Linked DNA regions of Mus musculus: region 1 is linked to region 2. A link is a contact called in ENCODE Hi-C data. All regions are on one chromosome and are shown on one strand. The core of a region is the stretch at or near the end of the contact, and the rest is flanking DNA. Distances in the headings are between cores, read along the strand shown.

What was found. A loop is a pair of places that touch in the nucleus more often than their neighbours do.
Region 1: a loop to region 2 is called in a map of left cerebral cortex, with 2.6 times the contacts of the local background. The contact joins the enhancer-like site here to the promoter of Gabrg2 in region 2. A Hi-C loop is called at or near these places in 1 of 37 maps with a recorded cell type or tissue (left cerebral cortex).

Annotation. Positions count from the first base shown.
Region 1 is chr11:42,175,279-42,181,007 of GRCm38, forward strand. It overlaps Gabra1 (gamma-aminobutyric acid (GABA) A receptor, subunit alpha 1), which reads right to left. Exons shown (of 10, transcript NM_010250.5): 2 at 4,282-4,370; 3 at 624-733. The coding sequence starts at 4,355. Among named protein-coding and RNA genes, the nearest start is that of Gabra1, 4.8 kb to the right of the region's middle. Within about 2 kb of position 3,025, at least 1 of the 3 ENCODE cell types and tissues checked has a DNase peak (open chromatin) inside an H3K27ac peak, as active enhancers do; it is left cerebral cortex, where a contact is called at or near this core.
Region 2 is chr11:41,998,301-42,003,281 of GRCm38, forward strand. It overlaps Gabrg2 (gamma-aminobutyric acid (GABA) A receptor, subunit gamma 2), which reads right to left and starts at 2,557. Exons shown (of 10, transcript NM_008073.4): 1 at 1,927-2,557. The coding sequence starts at 2,030.

The sequences.
Region 1 (5,729 bases), core at 1,775-4,274, 180 kb after region 2:
TATGTGTGTATATATATATATAATCAAACATTAATTTCCTCTGAACAAATTCATTAGTCAATTAATCAACTAATTATTTTTTAAAGAAGCATTAAAATTTACTAAAGAGAACTAAAGAATTACATTCAATTACATGGTTAAAAAATAAAATATTACCATTTATTTTATTCACTTTTGATCAAGGATATGGGGTCATATAACACAAAGATATGATTGGCTACACAATCTTCTAAAATAAGTATTTCCAGCATAGAATTATAGATACCCTTTTGAATTCAGTACAGATATAAGAGGTGAAGTTAATAAATCTTATACCGAAAGGGAGAATATTATCTTCATTTTTGTACAATCAATTTATCAGACAGAAAAATTGTGTTTTCAAAAATACATATCTCTTTTGTGTCATTGTGAGAATTTTGTGCCTGTTCATCACTATATATAGCTATGTGCACAAAATGATCTTAGTAAATTGAACTAGCACTGAGTGGACTATTAAAATATGATGAATTATCAGTCAATATGCTAACATTTTTGTTTACTGCTTGAAGAGAAATTAGAGATAAATAGGTAAATATTTAATAATACTAAACTTTCTCAAAGAAAAATGTGAGAGTACAACTCACCTCCCAAACCTGGTCTCAGACGATTGTCATAACCGTCCAGCAGTCGGTCCAAAATTCTTGTGAAGACAGTGGTGTTGTCTTTAAGTTCATCTTGGGAGGGCTGTCCATAGCTGAGGGAAGGATATAGAAAATAATAGCATCAAATTTCCACTAAAACCTCTTTCGATTCAATGCCTTCCTCAGAGTTTCTTACTTAACTTGCTATTGGGAGTTTGAATGTCATTAAGACTCTCGTCCTTGTCTCCTGTGTGGCCTCATTGGTGGTAGGCTTTTAGTTTTAATATAGAAAATGAGTTCTAACTCTACGTTTTCAGCTCTCAGCACAGCAAGTTCTAGAAGAGACATACCTTCTCTGAGCAAAGAAGACTGTTAACTCATACTGTAAGAAACAATTTGGAGGGCTTGATCTATATTATTTATCTTCTACGTATGTATATCTATATGTGAGTTACACAATGAATTCAAAGGTTCTTTTTTATTTAGTATGCAAATTTTTAAATATCAAAACTCCTTCCATTTCGTTTCCATACATTTTTTATTTTGATTTTTTGGATGTTCTTTTAAGATATTTAGGAAAGGAAGATACATAAATCATTTATTATGTTATTTATATTTTTATGAGTGTATTGATTTCCCTTAAGATGTATGAAGCAATGAAGATTCATTCAAACCTTTATTTTCTTTAACTTTGGTCATTTCTGGGTTTAGACATAGTAGAAGTGTTGGGAAAAGCCAACACGATGTAAGATGCACTCTAGATATAAGGTGGCATCGTGTTTTAAGACACAACTACTTAAGGGCAAAGCAGAGGTCAGAAATGAGTTTTTTTCACTTTCTGGAATAAGACTTTATTTTCAACCTTCTGTAGAGGAACGGTCATTCCTGTTCTTTCTGTTTGGGGCTATAGTCTTTCAGTATTATTATTCTAGCTTTCAACCACATAGGGATGCACTTCCTATAACTTGTGTTTCTATACCAACCGGTCTATTATCTATGCAGAATTAATCGTGTTTTATGTAATGACCAGCATGACACCTTCAAATCCTCAGAGAGAAGCAGTTTCTATCTTAGAAAAAATTACACTTGCTGACAAATCTCAGTGAAAGCTCTGACCTTGAATGAAAAGCTTAAGTAGGTACAGGGTGTAAAATTAAGAAAGGGAAATAAACCTATATACTTTATATTTAAATTTTAGTATTCTTTTTGTTTCACTTGTACATAGTTATATGGTTAATAAATAAATGTGAGCAAAATAATGGTGTTTTAAACCGGAATTCACTTCTTTGACAGGGATGCCAAATATAATCTATTTTCACCTCAGAAACAAATGCTGTTTTGCAAATAATTAATTTTGTATAAGCAAAATTCAGACCACTTCCTTTTTTCTTAATTTTATAAAATTTTATTTAAAACTTGCAGATATATAACACACCATACACCAAATTAACCACAGTCAATAGAAGGGACTAAGGAAGGACTGAATGTAAATAATGGCCACTTTAAAGATGCAAAGTTAATTTATTTTTCTAGTACTGATTCTTTCATGGATAAATGCATAAAAGATATTCAATACTGAAAGTATAAACTTTAATGTGACTCTTCACTGCTTCTGTTTGAATGCCTATCCTAACTGTATGGACATTAACTGAGTTGTATATACTTTCAAAGACTGCTTTTCTGATAAAGTTTTAACTTGATAGTTATACGTAAAATTTCTCTATGGCACTAAATATATGGAATTTATTTCCACAAGACCATTTTTCATTTCATTAAATTAAACATTAATCCATTCATGTCACACAGATTAAGAGCTTATTCTCATTTGGCAAAATTAAACACCTTGTTGTTTTATTTTATTTCTTAAATCAAGTTCTCAGTGAGTTTGTGACTTCCTGCGTGTCTCATTGGCAGATGACAGTAGTAAGGTAAAAGCAAGATCGGCTTTCAGAAAGTAAATACTTGTAAAAATTCAATGTCACAAAAACAAATACCATCCATCATCTTTCAAGGACACTGGAAGGTCGTGTTGATAAAGACAAAGAGATGTGAACACATCTAGGGATTCAGGAAACTCTCCATAGAGAAAACTCTTAGGGGGGAAGCAGTGAAATTAGGAAAGAAAAGATGATAAGTTAGAGAAACAACAGAAGGTGATTAGACTGCTAACACAGCCCTCAGAATCCCGGGTATCTGTTACCTTTATCTGTGCGTGTGGTGTGTTTCCACAGCTTATGTAAAACACAAGAAATTGTTTAAGCTTATGAATCTTGCTGTCAGCAATTGTTTGAATTGGAATGCAAATACCAAAGAGATCAGCCCCTTCCCAAACAAAACCAGCCCTGTTATTCCATTTGGAATGGGAATCTTTCTTTACTGTGATTTTGTAATCAGGCTCATCTTCAACCTTACATCTAATTTCCTATTTAAATTACAACTGCCACAGAACTCAGGAGAGGAACTAAGATGACTTTGGGAGTGAATAAATACTAATAACAACACAGAATGCCCTAGACTGAATACTCATTTTTGAAGAGAAATGTCAGTTACTGAACCTGCTTTTGATTCCACATGAACAACTCTGTAATAAAACACTGTGCACTAACTCCATCTACAGGTCATTATAATAGTAACACTCCATATAATTTTTCAAAAATCACTGATCACTTAACTCCTGAAATTAAGAGTATCAGACTGTAATATGCATCTTCTTCTTCCGATATTTGTTTATGCGATAATACTAAAAAGTAACACAGCCAGCATCTCATTTTAAACCAATCCTCAGAAATGTCTGCCTTTCCAGATGATTCCATAGCTCTGATTTTTACTCATAAAGATTCACTTCCTATTACACTTCAAGGAGTTTAGGATTTTATTATATGCTGAACACCTTTTAGTAAGGCACAAGAATAGACTAGACAAAAAACTATTAAAGTAGAGAACAATATAAAATATTTGATCATTTAGATAAATGCTATTACAATCTCATGTTCTTTATTGGATCATTAGAAAATACATTTATTAGTTCAACTTACTGAAATTGATTCACAACATTTCTTCTTGATATTAATACTAAATGAGCAAAATTTAATTTTTATCTAGTATTTTACAGCAATCATCTGGTATATTCTATCTCTATTGATTTTATTAACCATGGTTTAAAACACAATATACATGTGTTTCTAGTCATGTGGCATTCACGTTATAAATATTATTTTAACTTATTTTTATTCTAAAATATTATTTTAACTTCCATGCTTTTGTGAGTTACTCTATGATTTTGCAAATAGTTAGAAAATTTCCTATTGAAAACTTAACTTATAACTATCTAGTAACTTTTCCCATAAATTAGGAAATTATATATTTTTTGCTCAGTTACAAATGAAAACTAAAAAGTTGTTTCAGACTTAAGAGTTGAATTCATACATTTCCTAGTTTAAATTTAAAAGTAAAGCTTGTTAAGTGTATTCTCGTGAGCATCCAAACAAGAAAGTTATTTTCATGTTCTATTCTTCTTTAGTCTTAGCTGAAATTTTATTGCAGTAAAGTTTTCTGAATTCCCTTAGTCATGAATTCATCCATGGACAATTTTCTTCCCCCTGATGGAATAAATAAAAAATTACAGAAATTGTCATGCAGATTTTAAAGAAAATGCCCCCACCTTCTTCCCGACAGTGTGCTCAGAATGAGGGTCCAGGCCCAAAGATAGTCAGAGAGACCCCGACTTTTCTTCATCACGGGCTTGCACAGCTGAAAAGTGGAATAAGTAGAGATCAGTGTGTCTTGCAAGAAACATCAGGTTATAACCACTAGGGCTGACTGAGGCAGTTCCGATGAATGCTTTGAAGTCAGGAAATGACCTCACTGGAATATGACACTCATTGGAAGCAATGGAAACCTGGCCCATCCACTCCCCACCTTCCGTACCACCTTTCCATTCAGAAATGTACCAGAATTTTAATTTATCCTATAAAACTTGAAATGGTTTCAGGTGACAAAATTACTCTAGAGTAGCCTTTGCATTTCTATTACTTGCTGATTTATTCAAAACGACCTTTCTGATTCGGGTCCCTGTGGTGGAATCTGTACTGAAAGGTTTAAACTTGGTGTCTCTAAAAGGAGGGCATGTGGTTACGTGGGATCTAGTAGACTAACACCTCTGTTGACAAAATGCATCCCTGAATTCTGGAGATACCTTGATTTCAGAAGCAACTGTATCTGCCTCTTTATAAAAACCATTGGAAACACACTGTTGAATGCCAGAGTCGTGCTTCTCCTCTGTGGTTGTTAAATATGCTCACTAATGTTTCTGTGAAGCTAAAGGATACACTTTAAAGTCAGGCCATGTGCTGGGCTCTCTCTCTCTCTCTCTCTCTCTCTCTCTCTCTCTCTCCCTCTCCCTCTCCCTCTCCCTCTCCCTCTCCCTCTCCCTCTCCCTCTCCCTCTCCCTCTCTCTCTCCCTCTCCCCCTCTCTCTCTCCCTCTCTCTCTCTCTCTCTCTCTCTCTCTCTCTCTCTCTCTCTCTCTCACACACACACACACACACACACACACACACATCAATGCACACAAACATACCCACACATATCTTGTAAGCGTCCTTTAATTTCTTCCAGGGTGCTGCTAGAAAACACTTTGTCTCCAACAGATGGAAGCTTAAGTGGTTTGCTTCGCATGAAAAGGAGGGTATATTTATTCCCACTTAGGTAAATTGCAATCAATCATTATCTGATTGTTGAACTTGGATATGGTAGGAGGATACTGGAGGAATAAATGTGTATGGAACAGAAGAGTTATAGAAATGTCTATGTGTGTGTGTTATACATTCACATAATTATGTGTATATACATAATTATTAAGCCAAATTTTAAAATCCTGAGCACTACCTGGCTAAAAAGCAGATGTAGTTACTTAAATGCACTGAAATTAATCCTGGTCCTACTATGAAAACTATTACATGTATTTTATTTTCCCACTTTCTCGATTCTTAACTCCTTAGTAGGGTCAACCGTGAATAGATGGAAGCTTTATAAAACCCAGGGTTTTTTTTTGTTTTTTTTTTTTTTTTTTTTTTTACATTAAGCATTCTCTAGGTCCATGTGGTATGTAT
Region 2 (4,981 bases), core at 1,307-3,806:
AAATACATTTGCATCACGTGCAATAATAATGTAATATTTTTGGGTTAAAATAGAATGTTTGGAGGTGAAATACATAAGAATATACTCAGGCAGTCAGTTACAAAGTGTTTACTAAGATGAATGGGAATAAGAAAAACAGATACATTCTCTCCTGCCTGGTCTAGATTTTATTCCACAGGTTTCATGGGTTGAAGAAATACAGGGAAGATAGACTCAATTTATTGATGCTCTGATTCCCAAAACAAAGTTTACTAACTTTCATAAATATGATAGGAAAATATGTGGAGATTTTGAATAGAAAATATTTTAATGGTTTTACTATGGTTTATGACTTTTGATATTATTCCCAGTGTTTCTCTCCTCTTCTGGTACAACTTCTTCAACCTGTAGTTCTTAATGAAACTATCTACTGTACTCAGTGTCTATTGCCAAGGGGAGGGGGACCAAACAAACAAACAAACAAACAAACAAGAAAAGTGGCGAAGGGGTAAGAGCTAAGCACAGGCTGCCTGCCTGAATTGAGAAAGTGGAGATATTACTCTTTGCTTTGCTTGACTCTCTTCTGTGTCCAAAATCAATGTGTTCTATCACCAATACTAGAGAAAGAAGGACAGAAAAATGTATAGATATCTGCAACAAAGCTTATTATTGTTGTTGTTGTTGTTGTTATAAGTACTACATCACCTTCCAAGAAAACTTTGGTGTAGTGTCTTGATATTTCCCATAGATTCCTTTATCAGAAGTTGGGGAGGCCACAACCATTGGAGTAGTTTGTATAGTGGTTTGTCTCAAAATGTTAATACAGAAGTGCATGCCATGGAAAATGTGGACGTCCAGCCTGCTGTTAGTTCTCGTTGGAAACTGTAATGTGGTGAGGGCTACTTCCATGGATAGAAGTGTGGTGATCTGTGCATGGAGAGATTCTGCTCTCATAGGCTTACTTCAGGGAAGTAGTTAATAATCTAGAGGAAACACATTTCTGGGATCACCCATCCTCAGAAGTTCAGCCAGTTCGCCCCACTTTTGTTTGTGCAGGAAGACTGTAAATCACTCATGCATACTTCACAATTTGGACACTGAATTTACTTGGATGAGCACGTTTTTTTATAAGTCTGCAACCAGGCCAACTCTGCTCCAGATATATTTCCTATACATTCATTGAACTATATTCAGTACCTCATGTGCAGTAGTCCCCCTCCCATCTGAAGGTAGGAGTAACATTAACCCGTGCTGGGTCCCCAGGCTTCTCTGCTGTATTTTGGCCCAGTGGCCTGACTACATGGATGTCCTTTGTAGATTTAGGGTTGCTGCATGGTTTGACAAGCCTCTTTCCATAAGGCCCTTAGCTGGACCGCTGTCCTTGGTGCTGAATCGTGTTTGCCTCACTGGGATTCAGCTGCCGGGTCAATGAGGCTGGATAGAAAACCTGGCTGACTGAAAGCTCAGGTGCAGGACCAAAGAAGACTGTAGTGTATAATAAAAACAGCTCTGTCCCCGCCCCCAATCCTCCCTCACACAGATCACGCTTGTGTTCGCCAGGACCCCATTTGTAATTTTCTCTTCCAGACCCCCCACCCAAATGCCTTCAATATGGCCTCAAATGCCGGCGTGTGCAAGCACAACCCACTTCATATCAGATTGCAGCAAATTCAAAACCTATTCCCCGAACACGGAGTCTATGAAACGAGCTTAAGCTCTTTGAAACAAAACACAAACAAATAAAACCTAGTTCATTAACAAATAAACCAATATGTCCTTCCTCTCTCTTCCGTCTCTCTGCTACCCTATATAGTCACTCTTCCCTAAATTGTGACGCTTAAATTCCAAAAGAGTGTCTCAAATCTGGGTGGTCTCCCTGCTTCCACAACCTTTTATCTCCCCCACATCTCTCTAGAGCCAAACGACGCTGAAAACGGCCCATCTTACCCTGGGTAGAGCGATAGCAGGAGCAGAATCCACAGCGTCATTTTCTGTGAAAATACAGGAGAGTAGACTGAGCTTCCAATGCTCCATGTATTTGGCGAACTCATCGCTTTTTTTTTTTCTCTCGCCTCTCGCCTCTGGGTTGCAGAAGAATCCCTCCCCTTTGTATTATTATTATGCTGATGATTTGATGCCGGCTCCCCCCACCTGCCTCTAGTAGGTCCCGTCACTCAGAGATGTATTGCTACCAGCTTAAAAATTAATATTCAGGGGGCAGAAATAAAGATCAGTACAAACGCTTGCAGATACCATCAAAGCGTCAGCTCAGGCAGCAGCTTCCAAGTCTGAGAGGATAATAGAATTGAGGCAGGGGGATGGTACACGCAGAGATGTACACAGGAAGGCAAATGAGAGAAGCAGAAAGGCGCTCACATTCATGCCCGGTGCACTAACAGGAATTCCCAAGGGTCGGTCCTTTTAGGTTTATCTACTTGCTCTTTTTCTTTCTTTCTCTCTTTCTTTTCTTTCTTTTTAGATGGGGCTGTGCTCTCTTTGTCTGGTTCTGTTGTGTGGGAAAAAAAATCACTCAGTAGAGGTTTTGCCTGATTAACTCTCACAGATTAACTGTGAGGTCAAAGTGGAAGAGATGTGAGTCTGCAGGAAGAATTAACACATGCGTGAATTCTTGCCAGCACTCTTTAACCCTTTCCTGTAGCAGCAGACTAGGATTTCCATTCACGGGACAAAAAGAGATGCTTCAGTACTCCTAGGAACAGAGTTACTAGAGAGAGGGTTAGTTTTGCCCTATTTGAGAACAATGTTATTAACTTAAATCATTGCATCGTGTGGGGGAGGGGCACCAAGCAGTGAGAAAAAGTAGCTGTGCTTTGCAAACCATCTTCTGAGAGAAGGGTTTGGTGCATGTAAATTGAAGGGAAGCAAAAGACACTGACACAATAAGGCATGGAGAAAGTCAATCTGTTGGAATGCTAACCAACACAGCTCCATGGAGATAGGTGCTTAACCAAGATCACCAAATAGGGCCCTGGTTTGCTTATGCCTGTGTGTACCAGTGGGTAAAGCAGTGGGAGATTGGGCAATGGGAGACACTTCTGTCAATTCTATAAGCTCTGTCCTTCGTTTTCTTAATAATTTTACATGTTTTTGGAATCCGTCTTGGAAATCCCTGTATTAACACTCTTCTTTCTTGATCAAATGAGCCACAGGGACAGAGGAACTCTCTTCTTATTCTACCCTAATTAATCGGCCATACTCTCATATCCTGGGGCAGGAGATGGCAAAGCACTTTCCACTTCCTGTAGAATCAGCATTTCATATGCAATATGTTCATTAAAAGACACAGGGGAGGTAATTGTCTCAACATTTTTATAAAAGCTGCCAGTGCTCCATGTCTAAACCAAACCTTCTCTGAAAAAAAGATCATGCTATACGAATGGCATTTGAATAAGAAGTCCAAAATGTGGGAATTGAACATAAGATAATAGGATCCCAGTTCCATCCTTACCTTCAAAATTACACCTGAGAAAAATGGGAAAAAAATGTTGATGGCTTCTGCCTATGACATAGGACTAGGAGATTGCTTCTGTTAGATACATCAAGGAAACCTGCATGACAGTAGCCTTAAGCTCAATTATTTCATTGCATGGGACAAAATCCAATTAAAATAAAAACAGCATTCACATGAGGTCAATGGATTTCTTCCCACTGTGATTTCAACATTGGCAGAACAAATTTAAATGTCTTTTCATTGAAATGTTTCTCACTCAGCTACATCAGGTAGACCAGGGTTTCCCTTCACAAATGCAGTTTATTCAGGTCAGAGACAGTCTACAATTACACATTGTTGAGGACTATATCTAATTTCACCATAGCATTAAGAATAAAGCTTACAGGCATATTTATAGATGCTTAAAAAAGTGATGTGAAAGAAAGAGGCAAGTTATAGATCACAAAAATATTAGATCCCATAACCACTGGAGTGGCTATCAGAATACACATGTCACTTAATTCCAATCAGAGTTACAAGAATAAATTGAGTGAAGAGAGTTTTATGTAATATCCTAAGTGGCCAACCAAGCAGTTAGGCAACCCACTAATTCGCTAATTTTTTCTAGATGATGTAAGTACTTGTGTGGGAAGAATCTGTCGTTTCCCCTATGGGACGTTTCAGGATTTCCAAAGTACTTTCTCAGATAAATTCAATTAGTCACTCACATAGTGAACCCCAAGAGAATGATTGTTATCAGTCACAAATTTTCACATAATAGTAATCTTTCAACCAAATGATAATGTTCATAATAATCTCCACAAATTATCATCAACCTCAATTAACAGAATGCCTTCTCACATGTTAAGAGAATTTTAATTGTACTATTTTTGACTAGTAGGCTTCAATGTGCCTCAGTGGATCTTCTTATCTGATGACTAGTCTTTGAACTAAGCTATTTTGATGTTTTCTGATATTGCCATATCTCATACTCATAAAATATATTATTTAATAACTTATTTCATAATCATCTTATCTATTTTATTAAGTTTATATCCATTACTTTATAAAATGAGGCTCATTTTATTATAAATTATATGCATGTCTATATGCATACATGTGAATTAAATTATATTAAAATTTGAAAAATATACTAGAATGTAAAAATGAAGAAAATGACCACTCACCTGCATTTAACTACAAAAGGAACTGCCATTATATGATACTATTTATATTTATTGCTTCTGCTGTTGTTAGTGTTATTTGTGTTAAATTTTAAATTTGATCTTAATTTGAAGCAGTGAGAATACTGGTGGGTTGTGATCAATATTCAGAGAAGCAAATTATGAGATTGCACATTGTGGGCCAGTAGGCTATATCTGTAGGGAAAAGCGACAGATTCAATCGAGTGGTTCCATTATCTAGGCATTCCTAACATAAAATGCAAAAGACAAAAGAATTGCACAGAAGCTTGTGTGGATAGGTAGATTGAAGCAAGCTATGTAGTGGCAGAAACATACAGAAAGACTAACTCTATAAGGTAAAGAGAAG